Linked DNA regions of Homo sapiens: regions 1, 3, 4, 5, 6 and 7 are each linked to region 2. The links are chromatin contacts, found by Hi-C or POLR2A ChIA-PET in ENCODE. All regions are on one chromosome and are shown on one strand. The core of a region is the stretch at or near the end of the contact, and the rest is flanking DNA. Distances in the headings are between cores, read along the strand shown. Region 1 holds the start of ZPBP2 (zona pellucida binding protein 2). Region 2 holds the start of EIF1 (eukaryotic translation initiation factor 1). Region 3 holds the start of ORMDL3 (ORMDL sphingolipid biosynthesis regulator 3). Region 4 holds the start of CASC3 (CASC3 exon junction complex subunit). Region 5 has its middle 28 kb from the start of LINC00910. Region 6 holds the start of AARSD1 (alanyl-tRNA synthetase domain containing 1). Region 7 holds the start of PTGES3L-AARSD1 (PTGES3L-AARSD1 readthrough).

Region 1 (2,890 bases), core at 391-2,890, 1.8 Mb before region 2:
GATCCCGCATGAGATCCTGGAGCAAAAAAACAAACGAGGTAGGGAGGACATTGAGTAAAAAACTAAGGAAATCTGAATAAAGTTTGGACTTCAGTTAATAGTAATATATCAATATCCGTTCATTAATTGTAAGAAATGTACCATACCAATGTAAGATGTCAATAATAGGGAAAATCGGGAGGGAGTATGTAAAAACTCTCTGTACTGTTTTTGCAAATTTTCTGCAAATCTAAAACTCTTCTAAAATAAAAAGTTTATATAAAAAGAGTGGATGGGTACTTTTGACAACTATTACTCATTTGGTTAAGTCTCCTCTCATAGGATTTAGTTTATCACACAGGATTTACAACTATCAATTACTTACAGTAACCAAAAAGTCAATAAAACACACTGTGGATATATAATGTACTTTGACTAAAACTGGAATGAAGAACTTGTAGGGAATCAAAGATAATGCCTAAATCTGTCTTCATTATCATCACCTTAAGAAGAGAACAGTTGAGACCAGACCATGTATCCAGACATGGTAACTGAAAATGGGTGGATCTGACTCACTGAGTCACATTTCATGGCTTATGCTATATAGGTAAAATTAACAGTGACTAAAAATGAAATTACTGACAAAGTTTGCTCCTGGACCATATGAGAGAGTCCAAGTACTGACTCGGCTCAAAGGAAATAAAACCGAAAACTCTTGATCTCACCCAAAATAACCATTCTGCACCCTGTCTGAACCTTGGGCTCTCTCTACTAACCAGCCTACTCAAAACCACTACTGAGAGTGGTGTCCCGCTGCTAAGAAACAGACAACACACAGGGCCTTTCGGGCCACCAAACTAGTAGCCAAGAAGGAACCATCAAAGACGCGGGCATGATCCCCTTTGGAGCTCCCCGATCTTGACTAGTCATCCATCCCTACAGAAAAGGCCAATCGGGCTCCATCCCTACAGAAAAGGCCAATGGGCCTTACAATTGGGCCCATTTTTAAAGCAAGGTCACTTCATCAACCTAGATACGTTTGCACTGGGGGAGGTCTCTCACATCGCCTCATACTTGAAGTGAAAATGAAGATTCAACGTTCCTCTAGAGTGGGAAGGCCCGGAAGCGCCTTCTTGGCTCAGTAGTGGCTCTTCTGGGTCTTGGTCTTGCTGGTAAAGAATGCAATTAGGTAAAAATCGCGTGTCAGTTTGAAAGAGATTCGACACCCAGTTTCAGCGTTCATGAGAAGAGAGGCGTAGGAAATCCCCACGCGGGCCTTTCTGCTTCACGTGAGGAGGAAATTGTCACAAGTCTCTGCCTTCCTCAGGTCCCCTTCCTAGGGGATTCCTCATCGCATCCCCTAGCCGCCCTACCCCACCACGGTCCTTGGGACCTCGCGGTGTTCTCTCCTTGATCCCTTCGGCCCCTAGACTGGGGAATCCCCGGAACGCGACACCGTGGCTTCTTTTCCTTTATTCTCTTCCTGCCTTCCGCTCCGCTCAGAGAGCAAGGGGCCAGGAGCGCGGGAAAATGGCGCCGGACGCGAGGCGCGAAAAGTTCGCATGCCTGCTGCCGCGTGGGCGCCAGAGGATCTGGCGATCGCCTGCAGCGCCGTCGCCCCGCCCCCGCGCGCGAGAATCGAAGCACGCACGCGTTCTCCTGCGCGTCCGCTCCCGCCGTTGCGACGGACGGGTAGGGGAGGCGACCCCGGCGTTCTGCTCCGCACTGTGGAGGAGGTGGGGAGGTGTTGGGCCAGGGCTGAGGTAGGAGGGAGTCTGTCCCTCGACGCCTCCTGCGACGCCAGCCCCTGAGCGATGATGCGAACGTGCGTCCTACTCTCCGCGGTGCTCTGGTGCCTCACAGGAGGTGGGGCTCCCTCCACCCGGTCCCCAGGCCTCTCCCTCTGCCCGAGCTTCCCGGTCCTGCCTCCTTCGCCTCGCCCTGCCCTGCCCGACTCTGAACCCTGCTCCTCTTCTAACTAAAAGTCAGTGTTTTATTTCCTCCGCAGTCCAATGCCCGCGTTTTACCTTATTCAATAAGAAGGGCTTCATTTATGGCAAGACAGGACAGCCAGGTAATAAGGGCCTCTGCACACGCGGGCCCATTGGAGGGGCCGGAACTGCGAAGCTCTTCCCGGAAGAGCTTCCTGGAGAGAAGGGGAACGAGCCAGCGTTTATTGAGCATCTATTATACTAAGCATCTGCTTGGCAGTTCACGACGGTCGCATTTTTTCATCCTTACAGCGATCCCTATTGTGTCGCCTTGCTTTAAAGCCTTACAGCTCACAAAGGGCTGGGATTTATTCCAGATCTCTCTCTCAGATGCCATCTCACTTCCAGGTGTCTCTGCTGCTTTGCAACGCGGGAAACCCACGCAAAGGAGTGATTTCCAAGGCCTTCTGTTTGGAATATCTTTAATCCTCCCCTTATTAACTGGAAAAACTCCCACGCATCCTTCAGGGCTCAGCTCAAATGTCCTTTATCTCTGCAGTGAAACTTTCCCAAGGAAAATTAGTTACACAGCTAATTTTAGATAAATTGAGCCAGTTGATAGAATTTGTCATGTTTAGACTCCTTCTGTGTTTGAGTTCTCTCCCCGACCCCCAACCAAATTGTAGGACGTTGTCTTTATGAGCCTGGCATTCAGTAGGCTTTAAAATTAATATCTTTCTGGGTTGCAGTGATTCCAAGCATACCATCGTTCTGTCCACCAAACCAGAAACAAGAAGTAATCACACATCTTCCTAATATGCCCAGATAGGCTTAATTATTGTTCCCAATGGAGAAAATTTACAGTTAAACATCAGGTTTCCCTTAGGGTGATCATGATCATCTATCTTTCTTTCTTTCTTTCCTTCCTTCCTTCTTTTTTTTTTTTTTTTTTTTTGACAGTCTCACTCTGTCACCCAGGC
Region 2 (2,871 bases), core at 81-2,580:
TGAGGTCAGGAGTTCAAGACCAGCCTGGCCAACATGGTGAAAACCCATCTCTACTAAAAATATTTTTAAAAAACTAGCCGGGCGTGGTGGTGGATGCCTGTAACCCCAACTACTCGGGAGGCTGAGGCAGAAGAATTGCTTGAACCCAGGAGACGGAGGTTACAGTGAGCCGACACAGTGCCACTGCACTCCAGCCTCGGCGACAAAGTGAGACTCTGTCTCAAAAAAAAAATCAATTTATTGGCAATATTTAAAAATCAAGAGATTTTATGTAAACACCTGGATTTCCTGGCACTCTTGAAAAAGATCTAGCACAATGGGCTGGAGGTGAGCGGCCACTGCAGCCCGTAGTTCTTACTCCAGCCCCCAGTCCACCCCATTACATCACACTTGGCTGTTTGCACTCCTTGATCCTACTTACCTGCCTATCCCCGGAGGCCTTTGAGTCTAAAATTCCTGGTCTCTTTTCACCACTCTACTTACCCCTACAACTGAGTGTTGAAATAAATAAACTGAAAGCAAGAAAGGTTGACTGTTTTGAAGGAAATATTTCATCTAAACTCTAGGAAGGCTCTACTCCACACAAGCTGTGCCACATGAAGGACGCCCTCTGGTGCCAGAATTATTCTCGGGGGGGCCCAGAACCAGTTACTATACCTTGAACTCATGCCAATGAGCTGGGCACACTTTTTCCTTAGATGGATTAATCTAATCTAAATGAAAATTTTAGATCGGATTAACCCACTTTAGAATAAATCTAAATGGCAATCTAAATTATGCGGTTACCGTTTTGATTATATTATTGTATGTTGATTAATCAAAGTGCCGCCCTAAATCCCGCTGTGACTCCGTGGGTAGTAGGGTGGGTAGGTAGGTGGGTTTGACACAACGGGGATTTCTCGTGTTTGGGAGGCTCATCATCTAAATCCTCTCTAAGGAGTGTTCATTTACCATATGAAACTCCCCTTTTCGAGAAGACAGGGATGCAACAGGGTCAAGAAGGTGGAACGTACCAAAGGACACAGTGCGTAGGCGCGCTCGAAACCTGGGCCGGTATTCTCGGCACCCAGACACCGTCCACTCGCACTGCGCAGGCTCCGAGACAGATCAAGCTTTCCCTCCCCCTCCCAGCTCTCCTAGAGTCAAGAGGACGCCCTCCTGCCGCAGACTTCCTGCGCAAGCGCCATCCCATGTCCCCGCCTCCAAACCAATTGGAAGCGGCGCCGCCTGGGCGCTTGGGGCACGACGCTGTGGGTGGGGTCAGGACGTGAGGGCAGCGCGCTGGCGTCAGAGGCGCGGCTATATAACTAAACACAGGCACCGCCCCTCTGCCCCAGTCACTGAGCCGCCGCCGAGGATTCAGCAGCCTCCCCCTTGAGCCCCCTCGCTTCCCGACGTTCCGTTCCCCCCTGCCCGCCTTCTCCCGCCACCGCCGCCGCCGCCTTCCGCAGGCCGTTTCCACCGAGGAAAAGGAATCGTATCGTATGTCCGCTATCCAGAACCTCCACTCTTTCGGTAAGCTATGGGAAAGGTCGCGGGCCCGGGTGGGGCAGCGGGGCCTTCCGGGCCCGGAGACGTGTTCCGGGAAGTTGCCAAGCGCTCCGGGCCTTCGTAAGCTCGGGCAGGGGAAACTTGACCAGGGTCGCAGGGCAGCGGGATCAAGGCCTGGGCCCCGGGGTCGGACCCTGAGCGCGACCGGAAGGAGCAGGCGGTAGGTCAGCCCTTGGGCGGGCCCGGCGTCTCAGTGGCGCATTTACTAATGGCTCCTGGGCCTCCTCGGGCCACACCCGCCCCTCCCGTCACCATTGCGTCACGTCCGTTACGTCACCACCCGTTGTCACGGATCCGGAGGGAAAGGCGGTGCCAGCCCTAAGTGGCAAGCGGGTGCACCAATGGGGGTGGGAGGCTTAGCCCCGCCTCGGGAGCTCGGGTTCCGGCGGGTTGCATCAGCTGGGTGGGGCACCGCCTGGCAGCCCGGACTCCCCCGACATGTGATCGGCTTCCCAGGGAGGGCGGGAGGCCCGGGCGTTCCCCGAGCCTGGGGAAGCTGGCCGTCCCGGACTGACCTGCTCGGGGAGAGCCAGCAAAGGACACATTCGGCCTGGCCCAAGCCCTGACGATTTCAGTGTTGTTTTCTGCACGCGCAAAACACCTGGGGACCGAGGGGATGGCAGTGGCATCCTATCTTTGACAGCTCTGAACGAGCTTAACCTTTTTTTTCAGACCCCTTTGCTGATGCAAGTAAGGGTGATGACCTGCTTCCTGCTGGCACTGAGGATTATATCCATATAAGAATTCAACAGAGAAACGGCAGGAAGACCCTTACTACTGTCCAAGGGATCGCTGATGATTACGATAAAAAGAAACTAGTGAAGGCGTTTAAGAAAGTAGGTCTTCAGTGAGATTTTGGGAAAGTCATAATGGATTTGTCCACAAGGGGGTGCCAGCTGTGTTGTATGTATTGTTAGCGGAAGGGGTGATAAATGCGTTCATGCTCTTGCTAGGCCTAATTCGTTTTCCTTTGTGCTTGCAGAAGTTTGCCTGCAATGGTACTGTAATTGAGCATCCGGAATATGGAGAAGTAATTCAGCTACAGGGTGACCAACGCAAGAACATATGCCAGTTCCTCGTAGAGGTGAGTTCAGTCACTACTTGATTTGTGCCTCTCTGCTGGCAAATCTCAGATCCTGTCTGTTAGCTTCTGCTGGGGACATAAAAGTTGGCTTTGTAAGGCTGAGCAAAACCTCAGTTGGGTTTTAAAGTACATAGACTTATTTCTGTTTTATAGGAAAAAGCAGAAGGGACTTGTCTACCTTTGGTTTACTGTTTCTGTGGATCTACTTCACAGATGCAAATTTGAATAGCATATAG
Region 3 (3,015 bases), core at 1-2,500, 1.8 Mb before region 2:
GAGATCAATAAACTAACAAAAAGACTGGCAATGAGGAAACACTCTTGAGACTTTCGTGTGACTATGGATACATATCACTTCCATTAGTAAAACAACCAACTGGCCCCTACCCTAGATGGGGAGAAACAGAGAGAAGAGGCTGGCAGAGGTCGACTAGGTCTACAGGAGTTGAGCCGAAAACTTCTGCTGCCATAGCTGGCAGGTGGCTGCTTAGTGCTGGGCCCTGATGTGGTTTCATAACCTGCCTCAAACCAGAGCCTGCAGCAACTCTGTTGTGTTAACCACTTTTTTGCTGGTAGCTCTTTCCCCCTCCTTCCCGCCCCACCCTCTTGGCTCCACATACAAATATCCGGGCCCAGCCAGTATGCCAGACACTCAAGCCAAGGCTGAGCACCACCAGGGCAGCCACCAGGTGAGCCCTTCCCATTCCCTCCCCCAGGAAAGAGCAGCCCTCACAACAGCAAACCTCCTGTCTTCTGGAAGAGGAGCACAAAACATCCAGGCCTGGATGGGGACCCCAACGGGGAGTCCGGGGCAGCACGTCACAATGCCATGTCCATTCCGCCCACCCCCCAAGCTGCAGGACCACAGCTGATAACCTCTCAACTTTGGCCCAGCCACCCCGACTGGGGGAGGGCGGTAGGAGCGGAAAGCGAGTGCCCAGGCGAACCCGCACTAAGCACAGGAGAGGAGGAGCGAAGAGGCGGAGTCCTCACTGTTGTTGGGGTTTTCTGAGTGAGACCTCGGGTGCGGGGCCGGGGGGAGGGGTCCCGCTCTGTTCCCCAGCCTGGGTCTTCGCACTCGGAACCCGGTCCGGTCCGGGACCCCACAGCCATCTCCACGCGTTCACCCAGCCCTGGAGGCAGCCAAACGTTTATCCCCGAAGCCGAGCCGCTCCCCGCCTCCCACCCCTAGCCGAGGCGCTCCTCCCGACGTTCCACCCCCGGCCTCCCGCTCGCACTTTATTCCTTGGCCACCTCCCCAGCCGATGCACCCCCTCGGCTGATGCACTCCCTCCACCCCCCACTCCCTCTGCCCCCGTCTCTCCAGCCCGGGGCGCCTCCCCAGCAGCCCCCACCTTCTCTCCCGCCCCTCCCGTAGCCCTGGGGCCTCTTGGTTCCTTCCGGGCTCACCGTGTGGGGCCGAAGATCAACGGCCCGGGAACGGTTCCCGGGAGCGGGGGCCGCTGCTGCTCCAGCAGCTGTAACAACCCGCGGCTGCAGCCTCCCCGCTGGCAGCTCCGGCCGAATCAGCGCTCCGCGCCGGTCCCCGTACGTCACCGCCCCGCGCCGGCACGCCCGACGCCTTCTGGGAGTTGTAGTTTCTTCCGCTGGCTCCGGGCCGGCCCTCCCGACGCCTCCTGGGAGTTGTAGTTTTTCCTGGGCTCCGTTCCCGGCCTCTTCGGGGACGCACGGTTGGAAGTTGTACCGTGACGTGATGGTCAGATCGGATGATAGAATTTTGGTGCGTAACAATTCCAACTTTTGCTTCTGTGCCCTTCAAGTGTATTTTATCCGTGCCCCAGTTTTGCAGATGAGGAGACTCGGACTTGTAAGTAACTTTCTGTAGGTCTTTGCTGGGTCCTAGACTGGATCGAAACCCAAATATTCTGACCCCAACTGCAGGATTTTTCCACTGCACCTGGCTGCCTCCGCCCTGGCCCCAGATTGGCTCCTCCAGAAACAGACTAGCCCGGCCCTTTGCCCTGCTGGGCCCTCCTGGGAGAGCGCTTTTCACAACATTGGCTGGGATGAGGGTCTGGAGGGCCCGGAACGGAGCCTGCCTTCTCCTTCTCAGTCACGCTTGGCCCAGGCTGCCCCGGACCGGGCCACATCCTTGGCCGCCCCGCACCTGACGTGAGAAGAGGCTACGTATCATAGATTCCTCCATCAGTAGTAAGGAGCCTGAGTTTCTGTCTCAGGTCAGCTTGTGTGGCTTTGAATGAGAGGCTCTGGTCTGCAGTTTTCACATCTGCATCGTCTAAAGGCAAGGGCACAGACTTTACTGCCTGGTAGACATGGGGTAGGCCCTCCTTTATTGGCAGTGTGACCCTGGGCAAATTACTTGTCTTAATCTCCAATTCCACACCTGTGAAACCCCACCTCCAAGGTTGTGGGAACCCAAAAGAATGTATGTAAAGCACCTGTTGCATTGTAGGAATCTACTTAATATTACTGTAGGAGGTTGAACTAAATGGCTCTTGAGGTCTCCTCGGTTACTCCCATTCTCCATGTCACCAAGAGGTCTTGTCTGGGTAGTTTCAACTCCTTACCCAGCTTCTTTCTAAGTCCACTCTATGCAGGGCAGGGCTGGAATAGCAAGGTCAGATGATGTCATGGCATGCCAACCTGACTCTGAATGGCAGTTCATGGCACCCTGAACTGAAAGTGAGGGAACAGGAAGGAAAAGGCTAGCCCAGGGAAACTGCGGAGCACTTTACTCGGACTACACCTACCTTTCCTTCCCCAGGGGGCTGCCAGGAAACAGTTGTCACACAGCTGGAGTGGGACCCCCAGAGGCACTTAGTGGTCACCAGGCAGGTGGGTATTTGAACCACCCAGAGCAGAACAGGCAGCTTCTTCAATATTTCCAGGGCCAATGGCCCCAAAAGGGCTCATTCCAAGATCGAAATAATCATCTGAGTCTGAAATAGCTCTGCCTATGTCCTGTGGAAGTTTCTCCTGGTTTGTGGAGGTGCCTTTCCTTATAGTCATCTTTCTGCAGACATAAGCAAACCCAGTGTTGTTCTTTTCACAGAAACCTCCCCAGCATTAAGGCAAGAAAGGTGTCTCTGTTTTTTCCGAAGTGTGCCTGCTTGACTCCTTTGATTTTTCTCTGGGATTCTTCATCCTCCATCAAGTTGATCGATCCCTCTGGATCTTGGTCAGTTTCCTGACATCTCTATGAAGTTCAGTGACCCAGACTGAGTCCACGTCTCAAATAAGGTTCTGACTAATGCAGAGTCTAACAGAAAGATTACTGAACATGTCATGCACTATTAATAACTCCTGTTAT
Region 4 (3,067 bases), core at 488-2,987, 1.5 Mb before region 2:
TTTCCTTTCATCTCTGAAGGCATTCATAATTACTTCCAGTTTCATGTTATCTATAAATTTGATAAACATCAGGATCCTTAACCATGTCATTTATAAAAATTTTACTCAGGAAAGGCCGGGCGCGGTGGCTCACGCCTGTAATCCCAGCACTTTGGGAGGCCAAGAACGGCGGATCACGAGGTCAGGAGATCGAGACCATCCTGGCTAACACGGTGAAACCTCATCTCTACTAAAAACATAAAAAGTTAGTCGGGCCTGGCGGCAGACACCTGTAGTCCCAGCTACTCGGGAGGCTGAGGCAGGAGAATGGCGTGAACCCGGGAGACGGAGCTTTCAGTGGGCCGAGATCACCCCACTGCACCCCAGCCTGGGCGACAGACAGAGTGAGACTCCCTCTCAAAAAAAAAAAAAATATTTTACTCAGGGAAGAATTCTATGCCATGGTGGCCTTTGTTTGATAACATACATTATTAACGTGCACTCCTGTAGGTGCACTAAAAACTTAGCTCATGCACTTTGTATATCCTTATAATGGTCCAAAGAAAACACACTGATTCTTTTCAATGGTGGCCAATGCCTTGCCAAAATGAAATAATTTCCATAAACCTTAAGAAGGAAATAATGTCAGGATTTTGAATCAACATCTGTTTCTACTGACCATTTATTTTTAAATAGGTTCTAAAATCCTGACAAGGGCAGTAGCTCATGCCTGTAGTCCCAGCACTTTGGGAGGCTGAGACGAAAGGATCGCTTGATCCCAGCCAGGAGACAAGCCTGGGCAAGAGCGAGACCCCATCTCTACAAAAAACAGAAAAATTAGCCGGGTGTGGTAGTGTGTGCCCGTTGTCCCAACTACTAAGGAAGCTAAGGCAAGGAGGTCACCTGTGCCTGGGAGGTCAAGGCTGCAGTGAGCCGCGCTACTGCACTCCAGCCTGGGCAACAGAGTGAGACCCTGCCTCGAAAAAGCCAAAACAAAACCGGTAATACTGGCATCATACCAGCCTGCACTTTGGGACAGGTGATGGCTGGGGTGGGAAGAAACGTGAAGAGGAAATGAGAACACAGAGAAAACGCTGCAACAAGAAGTCCTCTGGCTTCACTGCAGACAACTGGTTTCTCCTTCGCCCGTTATCTTAAACAAGGCTGGTGCAGCAAATCTGACGCAGCACTACAGCTTTTAAGATTTACCTTGATTCGTGATTTTACCAAGCAAAGGAATGCAGTAAATTGACCTGCTTCAAACGTAGGTAGAAGTGAGAAATGGAAACAGAAAACCATGAAACAGCCCTAGTGTTGCAGTGAAGCTGTGACAGGTTGACTCCTTCCACTCGGGAAGCCCAAGATGGCCGGGCCAGGAACCCGGGAGGCTGCTGAAGTCTCAATTCCCCTCGCCCTAGGCCTGCCCAAGGGAAGTCAGGAGCCGCGCCACGCCCCCTTACATCACCGATAGACGTAATCCGGGTCGGCCGCAAACGTGCCGCAGGCCTAGGCCCCGCCCAGTGCCCCGCCCCTCCCCCAACACACACACACACACACACACACACACACACCCCAACACACACACACACACCCCAACACACACACACACACACACACACACACACACACACACACACACACACACACACACAGCGGGATGGCCGAGCGCCGCACGCGTAGCACGCCGGGACTAGCTATCCAGCCTCCCAGCAGCCTCTGCGACGGGCGCGGTGCGTAAGTACCTCGCCGGTGGTGGCCGTTCTCCGTAAGATGGCGGACCGGCGGCGGCAGCGCGCTTCGCAAGACACCGAGGACGAGGAATCTGGTGCTTCGGGCTCCGACAGCGGCGGCTCCCCGTTGCGGGGAGGCGGGAGCTGCAGCGGTAGCGCCGGAGGCGGCGGCAGCGGCTCTCTGCCTTCACAGCGCGGAGGCCGAACCGGGGCCCTTCATCTGCGGCGGGTGGAGAGCGGGGGCGCCAAGAGTGCTGAGGAGTCGGAGTGTGTGAGTGCGCGCAGGCGGGGCGGGGTGGGGACCGGGCGGCGAGCCGGCCGGGGGCGGGGTGTAGGTGATGCTAGGTAGTCTGTGAGTTGATAGTAGATACTGGGACTTTTTTTTGTTTTTGAGAGAAAAGGGGAGTTATCCCAATGCGAGTTTGCATCCGGAGTTCCAAGGGAAGAAGAAGGATTGGGGGTTTCTGGGAGGATGGTAGAGCCGCTGGAGATGGAAAGCGGATGTTTTATTCAGAAGTCGGGGCTGGAGGGAAGGAGACCAGACCTGCCTTGGCTACTACTTGATAAAGATTTACCTATCTCTGTCTCCCTCTCCAACCATTTTGTGCTGAATCTTCAGCTTTTCACCCACATTTCTTTATTGGGCTCCCCACCTCTGGAAATCACAGAACTAACCCATGTCTTCTGCTTTCTTTCAGGAGAGTGAAGATGGCATTGAAGGTGATGGTGAGTAGCATCTTTTACCCCATTAGGACAAGAGTTTTTTTTAACATAAACTCAGGTCATCTATTTCCAACATCGACATTCTCACACACTGTCACGGATTTAGGGCCACAGAGTGCCTTTTTGTAACATAGTGGTTAAGAGCATAGGCTTTAGCAGTATAGTCTTCAGCAAGTTACCCTCTGAGCCTGTTTCTCCTTTTGTAAGTGGGGACTATAATTTTATCCACGTTGTAGGTTGATGTCAGAATTAAATGAGACTCTTAGTCTGACCTGTAATAAGCAGCCAAAAAATGTTTCTGGGTTTCTTTTTTTCCACATATTTCTGTTTTATTTCAGCTGTTCTCTCGGATTATGAAAGTGCAGAAGACTCGGAAGTGAGTATGACAGGTTTTTTCCTATGGTATAGATCAGAAATGCTTTTTAAAAACGTGTACACACCTTCGTTGCAAACGTACCATGACCTCCGTGTTTATCCTCTTGTGTATTCTTCATTTATGCTTCTGAAAAAGTGTTACAGAAGGTCTTGTTCACTTTAGACCTAGGGAAAACTTGGGGCACGCCGTCTCAAGCCACAGGTGTTATACTGTTAGTTGGCTTCTCTTCCTGTCTGAAGAATATGAGGTTCTAAATAAG
Region 5 (3,123 bases), core at 1-2,500, 1.7 Mb after region 2:
CAAACAAAACAGCAAGGAGAAAAGTCCCCTGATTTCCATCCTAGTGCTTCTCAATCACACTCAGCACAGCAGCAACAAAACACAACCACATCTATCGAATCTTACTGCTCATAGCTGTTAAATATCAAATCTCAATCAGCAATTTTAGAGCCGGATCCTCCAATGCTTTTGGTTCCCAGTGTTTCACAAGCAAACGGACAGAAATCGGGAGGGACATAGGAGAAGAATCAGTTAAAATCCCTAAGACCAGTTAAATGAAGTCTCCTGAAAATGACACTGAAACGGAGACAGCAACCAAGACAAGGAGGACGAGGCAGACTAATACAAAGAGCATAGCCTGCGGTGTCAAACCTGTTTTTTAGCCGAGAGGGGCTTTACTGGGAGGGGCCTCTAACCCTCCTCGGTCGGGCCTCTAACCCGAGGTCGGTCAAGTGTCCTTGCCTTTTATTAAGAGGGGCCTCTAACCCACTCTCTTTTAGGAAAGACTCTAACTCCATTAAGTTGGGCCTCTAACCCAATCCCATTCTTTACCCGGGCACTCCACCACTTACCCAAAGTCAGTCTACTGACTACTGCAGTGCTGCAGTCTACTTCCTTTGGGTTGGGGGAGTTTCTTCAGTATCGTCCCTTCCATCATTCGCCAGAAATATGTTATAGGACCCCAACACTTCCCCAAAGCACTATAGTCCCATCTGTGGTGGCCAGAAATACGTCACAGGAAAAGGGCCCCGATCCAGACCCAAAGAGAGGGTTCTTGGGTCTCGCGCAAGAAATAACTCAGGGCAAGTCCGCGGTGCAAAATAAAAGCAAGTTTATTAAGAAAGTAAAGTGGTGAAAGAACAGCTACTCCACAGACAGAGAAGGGCGTTCCTGAAACTAAGAGAAGGAACGTATCCACCCTAGGTACAATGCTTGTACACATGGGGAGAGGTGTTCTGTTACAAGGGTTTGTGATAATTAACTTTAATTATTACATTTTGCAAGAATCCCTATTACTACCTTTAAAGCAAAATTAGGAACGCCTTTGTTCTCCAGATATCCAGCTATCTGGACACTCGGGTCTCTTCAGTAAACATTAATTTGTTCCCTTAACCGTAAGTATCTGAAAGCTAGGAATATCCTTCTGAGAATGCAGGCCCGTAAGTCCCGGCCTCATTTTTCTAGCCCTCACTCAAAATGGGGTCGCTTCAGGTTCCAACGTCTCTGACAGTCATACTACATATGACTCAGCCACGTCAATGGAAAAAGTAGACTGGATAGTGACGTACCCGCAGAAAACGAATGCAACAATCTGTCATACAGATCTGACGGCAGTCAGATTCTGCAGTGAAGTAGAGGCGGTAAACTTGAATGCAACGATCTTCATACCGCATCCCACAAAGCCACGTAAATCCAAAAGCAGTCCGACTCTCGATAGTGAAACACATGCGGTAAACTTGAATGGAAAGATGTTTATACTGCCTCGGATAGAGACACGTAAATGAAAAAGCAGTCCCACTTGGGATAGTGAAGTATGGGCGCTCAACTTAAATAGGACCGTCCGCATATCGTATGTGAGTGAAGCAAGTAATAGCAAAGGGCAGTCAGATTACGGAGACCGATGGCGACTGAAGTGAGTGCAGTAACCTTTAACTCAATGATCGTCACGCCGCAACCAAGTGAAACCGAAAGCAACTAAGCGCTCGAAAGCACGCCCGGCCAGCTCAAAAACTACGGCGCTGATGGACCCCAGTGATCCGACGTAAAGGTGCAAACGTAAAGCGCACACGGCCAATTTAAAAGCAGCGGCGCTGATAGGCCCGGACGAACCGACGTGAACGCGTAGAAGTAAGGTACGCGCGATGAGCTTAAATACGCGAGTACTAAGAGACCGTGAAACCCGGATTTAAGCGTGTAAACGCAACACACAACCTAGGAGGTCAGTAACAACGGTCCCAACTGATGCAAATGGCCCAATGCAAACACGTTGACAATCTCCCGTTAGCGACAGTAACAGACGCTAAGCGCCCAATGCGAACAAAACTCCCGCTTCGAAAACTACACCTCGGAATCCTTCCAGCGATCAAGGGCCAGCAACACCACAAGCCTTCCACTGTATCAACACCGTTTTCAAAACGAAAATGTTAACGATCGGCCACTGTACTCCTTCTCCCACACATCCTAACCTCAGGGTGACAGATAGCACCCTGAATAACTCTCTCTCCTACGTTGAGATTGTGTATCTTTATCCAAATCTGAACACCTGCGTAAGTAATATTGTTACTATTTTGGAGGATATTCACTTTCCTTTTTTGCTCCCATAACTCCCGAGAGAAGCAGCCATTTTAAATTTGCATGCCCCGCCGTGCCCTGCCTGCCAACCACTGAACAGAAAAGCGCCTGTAAATCACTGGAATCTTGGGAAAGCTCCTTCGGCTTCATTGCCCTTCAGGAGGAAAAACCCACAACGGAAAAGACACGAAGAGCTCTAGGAGGCTCTTCTTTCCTCCTCCTCCCCCTCCCCTTCCCCTCCCCTCTCCCTCCGCCTCCCTTCCCCTCCGCATCCCCTCCCCCTCCCTTCCCCCTCCCCCTCCCCATCTCGTCCTGACCTAGCTGGCATCCAACATTACTTTAAACTTTTTTTCACACATACGTTGAAAGAATTGTTTGGTGAACACCCGTATGCCCATCACCTAAAGTCATCTTGCTGTACTTGCTTTATTACATGTGTTACAGACGTCTAATTACATTTTTTTTTTCTTTTTTTTGAGAGGGAGTCTCGCTCTGCCGCCCAGGCTGGAGTGCGGTGGCGCGATCTCGGCTCACTGCAAGCTCCGCCTCCCGGGTTCACGCCATTCTCCTGCCTCAGCCTCCCGAGGAGCTGGGACTACAGGCGCCCCCACTACGCCCAGCTAATTTTTTGTATTTTTTAGTAGAGACGGGGTTTCACCGTGTTAGTCAGGATGGTCTCGATCTCCTGACCTCATGATCCCCCGCCTGGGCCTCCCAAAGTGCTGGGATTACAGGCTTGAGCCACCGCGCCCGGCAATTACATATTTTGTATAGCTGCACACATGGAGACAGGTACTCAGGTCTCGTCCCTCTAGCCATTTCTCAACTGTCTGGTCCGGCAAGGGCAAGTTT
Region 6 (2,892 bases), core at 393-2,892, 1.3 Mb after region 2:
TTTGAGGCCAGGAGCTCAAGATCAGCCTGGGCAATAAAGTGAGACCTCATCTCTACAAAAAAGCAGCCAAGCATGTTGGTTGTGCGCCTGTAGTCCCCACTACTGGAGAGGCTAAAACAGGAGGATTGCTTGAGCCTGGGAGTTCGAGGCTGCAGTGAGCTAGATCAGGCCACTGCACTCCAGCCTGGGTGACATAGCAAGATCCTGTCTCTTAAAAATAAAAAAGAAAGAAAATAACCTGCATGGTTCGCTGCCCACACACCTTAATACACCTTTTTTTTTTCTTTTGAGACGGAGTCTTGTTCTGTCCCCCACGCTGAAGTGCAGTGGCACAATCTTGGCTCACTGCAACTTCAGCCTCCCGGTTCAAGTGATTCTCATGCCTCAGCCTCCCGAGTAGCTGGGACTACAGGGGCCTGCCAGTATGCCTGGTTAATTTTTATATTTTTAGTAGAGACAAGGTTTCATCATGTTGGTCAGGCTACTTGGGAGGCTGAGACAGGAGAATCACTTGAACCCAGGAGGCGGAGGTTGCAGAGCTGAGATCATGCCACTGCACTTCAGCCTGATGACAGCGAGAGATTCTGTCTCAAAAAAAAAAAGAAAGAAAGAAAGAAAAGAAAAGAAAGAAAAGCCTTTCTCATAATGCCCACCTTTGGTGTTATTATCCTCCTCTTCCATCTTCACAATGTACCTCACTTGCGCTCATGTTGTACCTAGTCCTCATCACAGCACTGATAAATATGCTCTCTGCTGTACTACTGTAACCCGTCTATCTCACCTGAACTCCTTCAGGAACATCTTTTTCAGTCCCTAAAACCCGAAGCTAATTCCTTCCTTGGGGCCTTTGCACCTGCTATTCTACCTGCCTGAATACTCCCTCTGCCCCCCAGCACCACTAGATAATTGCAAAGACTCACCCCCTCACTTCGTTTAGGTCTCTACTGAAATAACTTACCCTTCATCTAGACAAGCATCCCATCACTCTCTTTCCCTTTACTTGGTTTTTGTTTATTACTTATTATACCTAGCACACACAGTTGTCTTCAATAAACATTCCACGTATATAAAGGCACTGTGTTGTTCACCGGTTATCCTTACAGCCTGGAATAATATCTAGCATATGTTATGTCTAGATAAGCAATTGCTGATAAATACTCATTAAATGAATAACAAAATGAATTAAACTAAAGCTCATCTGAATTCATTATGGCTGAGAAAAAAGGGGCAGGAGAGCATTTCGGCCTGAGCACAAAGAAACTGGGGGCTTCCTGGGAAGAGATCGTTTTGGTACCTGTCCCCCGCCCTCAGGGAAAAGCACTGTGTCTTCCAGCACCACTTGGAAACCGCTCAGCACTTCTTTCTTGCCGTTGCTCCCTTCAGTCTGCAGCTCCGCGGGACAGCAGGAGACCACGGTGGTGGTGAACTGAACAGAGAGGAATGAGAGAATAAGCCCCGACCCCAGCCCTAGCCCTAGCCCTCTCCACACCAGGACAGAATGCCATGTTGGCACTCCCTACACGTGGCGCCCTCTTCCCCAAACCGCCTTGCCGGCCCGGCAGTCTCAAGTGCCTCGCCGTGACGCCGTACCTCTCGGGCATAACTGTCACGCTGACACCAGAACGCCATACCTGCAGGCGTGTGAGGAGGCGCACGCGCAGAGAAGCCTGGGAGCGAACGGAGAGCGACGTGGGACAAACGTCATCAAGGGCGCTTGTCTGCGCAGAAGCAGGAGGGTAAGGAATGGAATGCGGTTTGGATAAATTTACTGAAAACGCGAATTGCATATTTGCTGGGTTGTTTAACGACTGTTCTAAGGCTTTACAAAGGACAAGACCAGGAGGAAAAAAACAAACAAACAAAAACAAAAAAACGCGACCTGGACAAGGCACGTGGTTTAGTGAGCCCCTTGGGGCCCCAGGGATGTAAGTATTCTGGCTGCGGAATCCCAGCGCATAGAGGCGGGGACGGGACTGGCATGGTTACTGAGCAGCACTGCCCAGTAGAAATAGAAAGCAAGGAGCTGGGGGAGGTGGCTCACGCCTGTAATCCCAGCATTTTGGGAGGTCGAGGCGGGTGGATCACCTCAGGCCAGGAGTTCGAGACCAGCCTGGCCAACATAGCGAAACTCCGTCTCTACTAAAAATACAAAAATTAGCCGGGCGTGGTGGCGGGCGCCTGTAATCCCAGCTACCCGGGAGGCTGAGGCAGGAGAATCGCTGGAACCCGGGAGGCGGGGTTGCAGTGAGCAGAGATTGCACCACTGCACTCCAGCCTGGGCGACAGAGCGAGACTCCGTCTCAATTAAAAAAAAAAAAAAAAAAAAAAAAAAAGGCCGAGCGCGGTGACTCACGCCTGTAATCCCAGCACTTTGGGAGGCCGAGGCGGGCGGATCACGAGGTCAGGATATCGAGACCATCCTGACTAACGCGGTGAAATCCCGTCTCTACTAAAAATACAAAAAATTAGCCGGGCGTGGTGGCGGACGCCTGTAGTCCCAGCTACTCCGGAGGCTGAGGCAGGAGAATGGCGTGAACCTGGGAGGCGGAGCTTGCAGTGAGCCGAGATCGCACCATTGCACTCCAGCCTGGGCGACAGAGCGAGACTCCGTCTCAAAAAAAAAAAAAAAAAAAAAAAAGAAGAACAATTTGGCCAGCGTGGCCAACATGGTGAAACCCTGTTTCTACTAAAAACACAAAAACATTAGCCAGGCGTGGTGGCACACGCCTATATAATCCCAGCTACACGGGAGGCTGAGGCAGGAGAATCACTTTAACCCGAGAGGAGGAGGTTGCAGTGAGCCGAAATCGTACCACTGCACTCCAGCCTGGGTAACCCAGCGAGACTACGTCTCAAGAAAATTACATTACATTACATTAAAATAGTTTGGGC
Region 7 (3,183 bases), core at 365-2,864, 1.3 Mb after region 2:
TGCTTGAACCCGGGAGGCGGAGGCCATGGTGAGCTGAGATCACGCCACTGCACTCCAGCCTGGGCAACAAGAGTGAAACTCCGTCTCAAAATAAATAAATAAATAAAAATAAAAAGAGAGACTAATACAGTTGGAAAAAAAAGATTAGGCAGGACTTGTTGAGTGATTGAATATTGGCTGGAAAGGAGGCAAGGACAATCCCAGCTGTAACCTGGGTACATGGAGAGAAGAAGCAGGCCACTTTCCACACACCCACCTTGATATCCTCCTTGGTAAGCCGCGGCCAGGCCACCTTTTCCTTCCATTTTCTCACAAAACAAGTAATAGAGCGGGAAGAGCGCTTATCCTGGGAGTCCTGCCAGATAGAGAGCCTCATTCTTAGGGTCTGGGGTTTAGAATTAATCTCCAGTTTCCCTGGGCAGCCCGGTTTCCATCCAAACCTTACTGTCCCATTTCACCCTTACCTTGGAGTTCACTTTGGCATAGAACTCAATCTCATTGTACAACTCCACTCCATCGGCATTCTTGCAGCTGAGGAGACAATGAAGCTGAGGAGATGCGGAATACTCCGTGTGGGGACATTAGGAAAGGGGTAGATTCCTGGGAAGCCAGGCCCTCGGACGGCAGGGCCACTACCTGAACACAATGCGGTGATCCTCAATAAGCACGTGGACATCGGTGCTGTCCTCAACACAAAACTCCATGAACACATACCTGGGCCTGTCGTACCACAAGGTCCGGGCGTGCTGCCTGAAGAGAAGTTGAGGTGTGGCTTCATAGGGGTGGGAGAGGGAAGACTGAGGTCATTTGGGAAGGGACTACCCAGGGACCTTTGATGCCACAGTTTTTTCAAAGTGGAGCTAAATGAGACAGAAGGGGTGAAAGGGAAGGGAATGACAGGAGTGGGTGGGTGTGGTGAATGTGAACCTGGGAAGAATAGAACGTGCAAGACTAGGAAACTAGGAGGTCAGGGAGAACATTCAGGTCACACCTTCCCTCACCCCACAGTTACAGAGACCAGGGGTCCGGGGCTCCCGTGGGGCCTCACAGAACCTGGAGCGCCCAGAAGACTTGGAGCAGGGAATCTCCAGGGAAAAGGGCCAGGGGGAGCACCGGAGCCGGAAACACTCACCGTGCCATTGCGGCTCCCGCTCCAGGGTGGCATTTAGAGTTCCAGGCAGGGGCCGCTATCTTTAGATCCTGGGGACGCCCCCAGCAGCTGCCTCTCCTTATATGGTCGGGAGAGCAGTTGAGAGGAAGAGAGAACATGACCTGGCAGCCAAGGGATCTGCACTCTGGAGATACTCTGGGACAGCTTCATCCTTGCAGCCCTTCACCGTGGGGTCTTCAGAAATGCATAGACTATGAAGAGACAACCCATCTGCTGGAACCAGGGCAAAGGCTGCCCTAGACGCTACACACAGGGAATGACTTTTCCCCGGTATCATTCACCTGTTTCTCCGACGCTTACTGCTCAGTGTCTGATTCACAATAGGCGCTCAATAAAACATTATTGTCCTGAATTAAATTCCCGGGGAAGGCGCGCCCTCGGGGACTTGGGTACTTCAGGCCCCGCCCACCACTCCCCTGGGGTTCCAGGCCACCGCGCCGTTGCCATGGCAGCAGGGGGGCGCGGCTGACGTGCGGTGGTGTTTCCGGGAAGATGGCGGCTGTCGAAGCGGCTGCAGAGCCGGTAACGGTGGTGGCGGCTGTTGGGCCAAAGGCGAAAGACGAAGAGGAGGAGGAAGAGGAGCCGCTGCCACCGTGCGAGGCGGTGCGCTGGGCCCCAGTGGGGGCGGTGGCGGAGGCCCGGCCTGGGGCAACCGCGTTTTTAGAAGAGGCGACGGCCGAGGAGCCTGGCGCGGCCCCGGGCTCCCCGCCGGATTCGCCGGGCCGGACGCTGCGGCGGCTGCGGGCAGAGCGGCGGCGGCTGGACTCGGCGCTGCTGGCGCTGTCCTCGCACTTCGCGCAGGTGCAGTTCCGCCTGCGCCAGGTGGTGCGCGGGGCGCCGGCGGAGCAGCAGCGCCTTCTGCGGGAGCTCGAAGACTTCGCCTTCCGCGGCTGCCCTCACGTCCTAGGTTACGAAGGGCCCGGCGACCCCGCCAGCGATGAGGGCGATGGGCTGCCAGGGGACCGGCCATGGTTGCGGGGCGAGGACCAGGTGAGTGGCTGGAGCCGGGCCGCGAGGAATATGGGAATAGTGGGGTCGTGTGGGTGGCGATCCAGACCCGGATGATGGTGCATGCGGGGAGAAGCCTCCCCGACTCGGTCGGTGAGTACGTGTGTCGGAGACCAGGGGACTGGAGTGCGGGGCCGGCTGAAGGGCAAGAGGACAGAGGCCTGGGAACCTGAGGGTGAGCGGTGTGCACGGAGGATGTGGAGAGATGTCGGTGCGTGATGACGTGAGTGGTAGAGGAGCGGTGAGCGAAGTGAGTCGTTGAGAGGGCAGCAGAGCAGCCAAGAGCAGTGCTGCGCCCACTCACCTTTCCCTCACGTATCTCAGTCTTGAACACTTTGGCTGCTAGAGGACCCCGACTCTGGGGATTGGGAAAATTGGCAAAGGAAAGGAAAGTGAGTTGGAATCCGTGGAAATTTAGGTTAACTCCCTGTCCCTGCTTTCCTGAAATCTAGGCAGTCTTTACACTTCTTTGGGTGGGAGTTTGGATTAACAGCAGGGTCTCTTAGTAACTGAAATAAACACAACTCTTGATTAGATAAATTTCCTAATGTTGGAATTTTTCCTTTTTAAGAGACGGGAGGGTCTTGGTATGTTGCCCAGGCTGGTCTCGAACTCCTGGTCTCAAGCCATCCTCCCGCCTCAGCCTCAGGACTACAGGCGTGTGCCACCGTGCAGGCTATAATGTTGAAATTTTTAAACTCTTCCTCCATCCTGCTTAATCATTAGGCATTCTGAATGAGGTCCTCTGATAACTGACAAGATCGATTCAGTGTGCCTACCCCAGAAGTAGTGAAACTATGTATAAGACACCAGGTAAACGTTTCCTTACAAGCTTTGCATCTCTGGAAGTGCACAAAGTGCTGGCTTTATTGGAAGTGTTGAGGTACACTGCCTTTTCACTTTTTTTTTTTGAGACAGAGTCTCACTCTGTCACCTAGGCCAGACTGCATTGGCGCAATTTCTGCTTACTGCAACCTCTGCCTCCTGGGCTCAAGCAATCCTCC

What was found. A loop is a pair of places that touch in the nucleus more often than their neighbours do. ChIA-PET counts read pairs that join two places held with the same protein, here RNA polymerase II (POLR2A). Pooled maps may share reads with other maps.
Region 1: a pooled map shows a loop between it and region 2 (27-fold over the local background). The contact joins the promoter of ZPBP2 here to the promoter of EIF1 in region 2. A Hi-C loop is called at or near these places in 2 of 37 single-sample maps with no recorded cell type and 4 of 50 pooled maps. POLR2A ChIA-PET finds 5 or more read pairs at or near these places in 2 of 52 experiments (activated B cell and activated T-cell).
Region 3: a loop to region 2 is called in a pooled map, with 6 times the contacts of the local background. The contact joins the promoter of ORMDL3 here to the promoter of EIF1 in region 2. A Hi-C loop is called at or near these places in 1 of 37 single-sample maps with no recorded cell type and 7 of 50 pooled maps. POLR2A ChIA-PET finds 5 or more read pairs at or near these places in 3 of 52 experiments (A549, GM10248 and GM12878).
Region 4: a pooled map shows a loop between it and region 2 (17-fold over the local background). The contact joins the promoter of CASC3 here to the promoter of EIF1 in region 2. A Hi-C loop is called at or near these places in 7 of 50 pooled maps. POLR2A ChIA-PET finds 5 or more read pairs at or near these places in 5 of 52 experiments (A549, CD4-positive, alpha-beta T cell, activated CD4-positive, alpha-beta T cell and 2 more).
Region 5: a pooled map shows a loop between it and region 2 (20-fold over the local background). The contact joins the enhancer-like site here to the promoter of EIF1 in region 2. A Hi-C loop is called at or near these places in 4 of 37 single-sample maps with no recorded cell type and 10 of 50 pooled maps. POLR2A ChIA-PET finds 5 or more read pairs at or near these places in 5 of 52 experiments (CD4-positive, alpha-beta T cell, CD4-positive, alpha-beta memory T cell, CD8-positive, alpha-beta memory T cell and 2 more).
Region 6: a pooled map shows a loop between it and region 2 (7-fold over the local background). The contact joins the promoter of AARSD1 here to the promoter of EIF1 in region 2. A Hi-C loop is called at or near these places in 2 of 50 pooled maps. POLR2A ChIA-PET finds 5 or more read pairs at or near these places in 2 of 52 experiments (WTC11 and activated T-cell).
Region 7: a loop to region 2 is called in a pooled map, with 13 times the contacts of the local background. The contact joins the promoter of PTGES3L-AARSD1 here to the promoter of EIF1 in region 2. A Hi-C loop is called at or near these places in 1 of 37 single-sample maps with no recorded cell type and 9 of 50 pooled maps. POLR2A ChIA-PET finds 5 or more read pairs at or near these places in 4 of 52 experiments (CD4-positive, alpha-beta T cell, WTC11, activated B cell and 1 more).

The regions. Positions count from the first base shown.
Region 1 is chr17:39,866,562-39,869,451 of GRCh38, forward strand. ZPBP2 (zona pellucida binding protein 2) reads left to right here and starts at 1,641. Exons shown (of 8, transcript NM_199321.3): 1 at 1,641-1,845; 2 at 1,988-2,053. The coding sequence starts at 1,794. RefSeq lists enhancers at 461-680, 921-1,000 and a silencer at 695-910.
Region 2 is chr17:41,687,555-41,690,425 of GRCh38, forward strand. EIF1 (eukaryotic translation initiation factor 1) reads left to right here and starts at 1,331. Exons shown (of 4, transcript NM_005801.4): 1 at 1,331-1,515; 2 at 2,224-2,387; 3 at 2,534-2,635. The coding sequence starts at 1,485. RefSeq lists enhancers at 1,032-1,940, 1,926-2,015, 1,941-2,849 and a silencer at 1,156-1,545.
Region 3 is chr17:39,926,351-39,929,365 of GRCh38, forward strand. ORMDL3 (ORMDL sphingolipid biosynthesis regulator 3) reads right to left here and starts at 1,251. Exons shown (of 4, transcript NM_139280.4): 1 at 1,134-1,251. LRRC3C (leucine rich repeat containing 3C) reads left to right here and starts at 1,382. Exons shown (of 4, transcript NM_001195545.2): 1 at 1,382-1,464. LOC124903999 (a long non-coding RNA gene) reads left to right here and starts at 370. Exons shown (of 2, transcript XR_007065750.1): 1 at 370-412; 2 at 578-652. RefSeq lists enhancers at 505-1,115, 1,116-1,727.
Region 4 is chr17:40,138,800-40,141,866 of GRCh38, forward strand. CASC3 (CASC3 exon junction complex subunit) reads left to right here and starts at 1,738. Exons shown (of 14, transcript NM_007359.5): 1 at 1,738-1,980; 2 at 2,408-2,435; 3 at 2,771-2,808. The coding sequence starts at 1,750. RefSeq lists enhancers at 1,349-2,289, 1,755-2,054.
Region 5 is chr17:43,359,246-43,362,368 of GRCh38, forward strand. No RefSeq gene overlaps it. Among named protein-coding and RNA genes, the nearest start is that of LINC00910, 28 kb to the right of the region's middle. RefSeq lists enhancers at 798-1,493, 1,539-1,718 and silencers at 1,969-2,028, 2,479-2,578. Within about 2 kb of position 1,251, at least 38 of the 41 ENCODE cell types and tissues checked have a DNase peak (open chromatin) inside an H3K27ac peak, as active enhancers do; they include CD4-positive, alpha-beta T cell, where a contact is called at or near this core.
Region 6 is chr17:42,962,812-42,965,703 of GRCh38, forward strand. AARSD1 (alanyl-tRNA synthetase domain containing 1) reads right to left here and starts at 1,643. Exons shown (of 12, transcript NM_001261434.2): 1 at 1,591-1,643; 2 at 1,295-1,426. The coding sequence starts at 1,629. It overlaps PTGES3L-AARSD1 (PTGES3L-AARSD1 readthrough), which reads right to left. Exons shown (of 17, transcript NM_001136042.2): 7 at 1,295-1,426.
Region 7 is chr17:42,978,914-42,982,096 of GRCh38, forward strand. It overlaps PTGES3L-AARSD1 (PTGES3L-AARSD1 readthrough), which reads right to left and starts at 1,615. Exons shown (of 17, transcript NM_001136042.2): 1 at 1,133-1,615; 2 at 637-750; 3 at 465-531; 4 at 257-355. The coding sequence starts at 1,269. PTGES3L (prostaglandin E synthase 3 like) reads right to left here and starts at 1,167. Exons shown (of 7, transcript NM_001261430.2): 1 at 1,133-1,167; 2 at 637-750; 3 at 465-531; 4 at 257-355. The coding sequence starts at 1,140. RUNDC1 (RUN domain containing 1) reads left to right here and starts at 1,652. Exons shown (of 5, transcript NM_173079.5): 1 at 1,652-2,161. The coding sequence starts at 1,664. RefSeq lists an enhancer at 1,579-1,648 and a silencer at 1,719-1,968.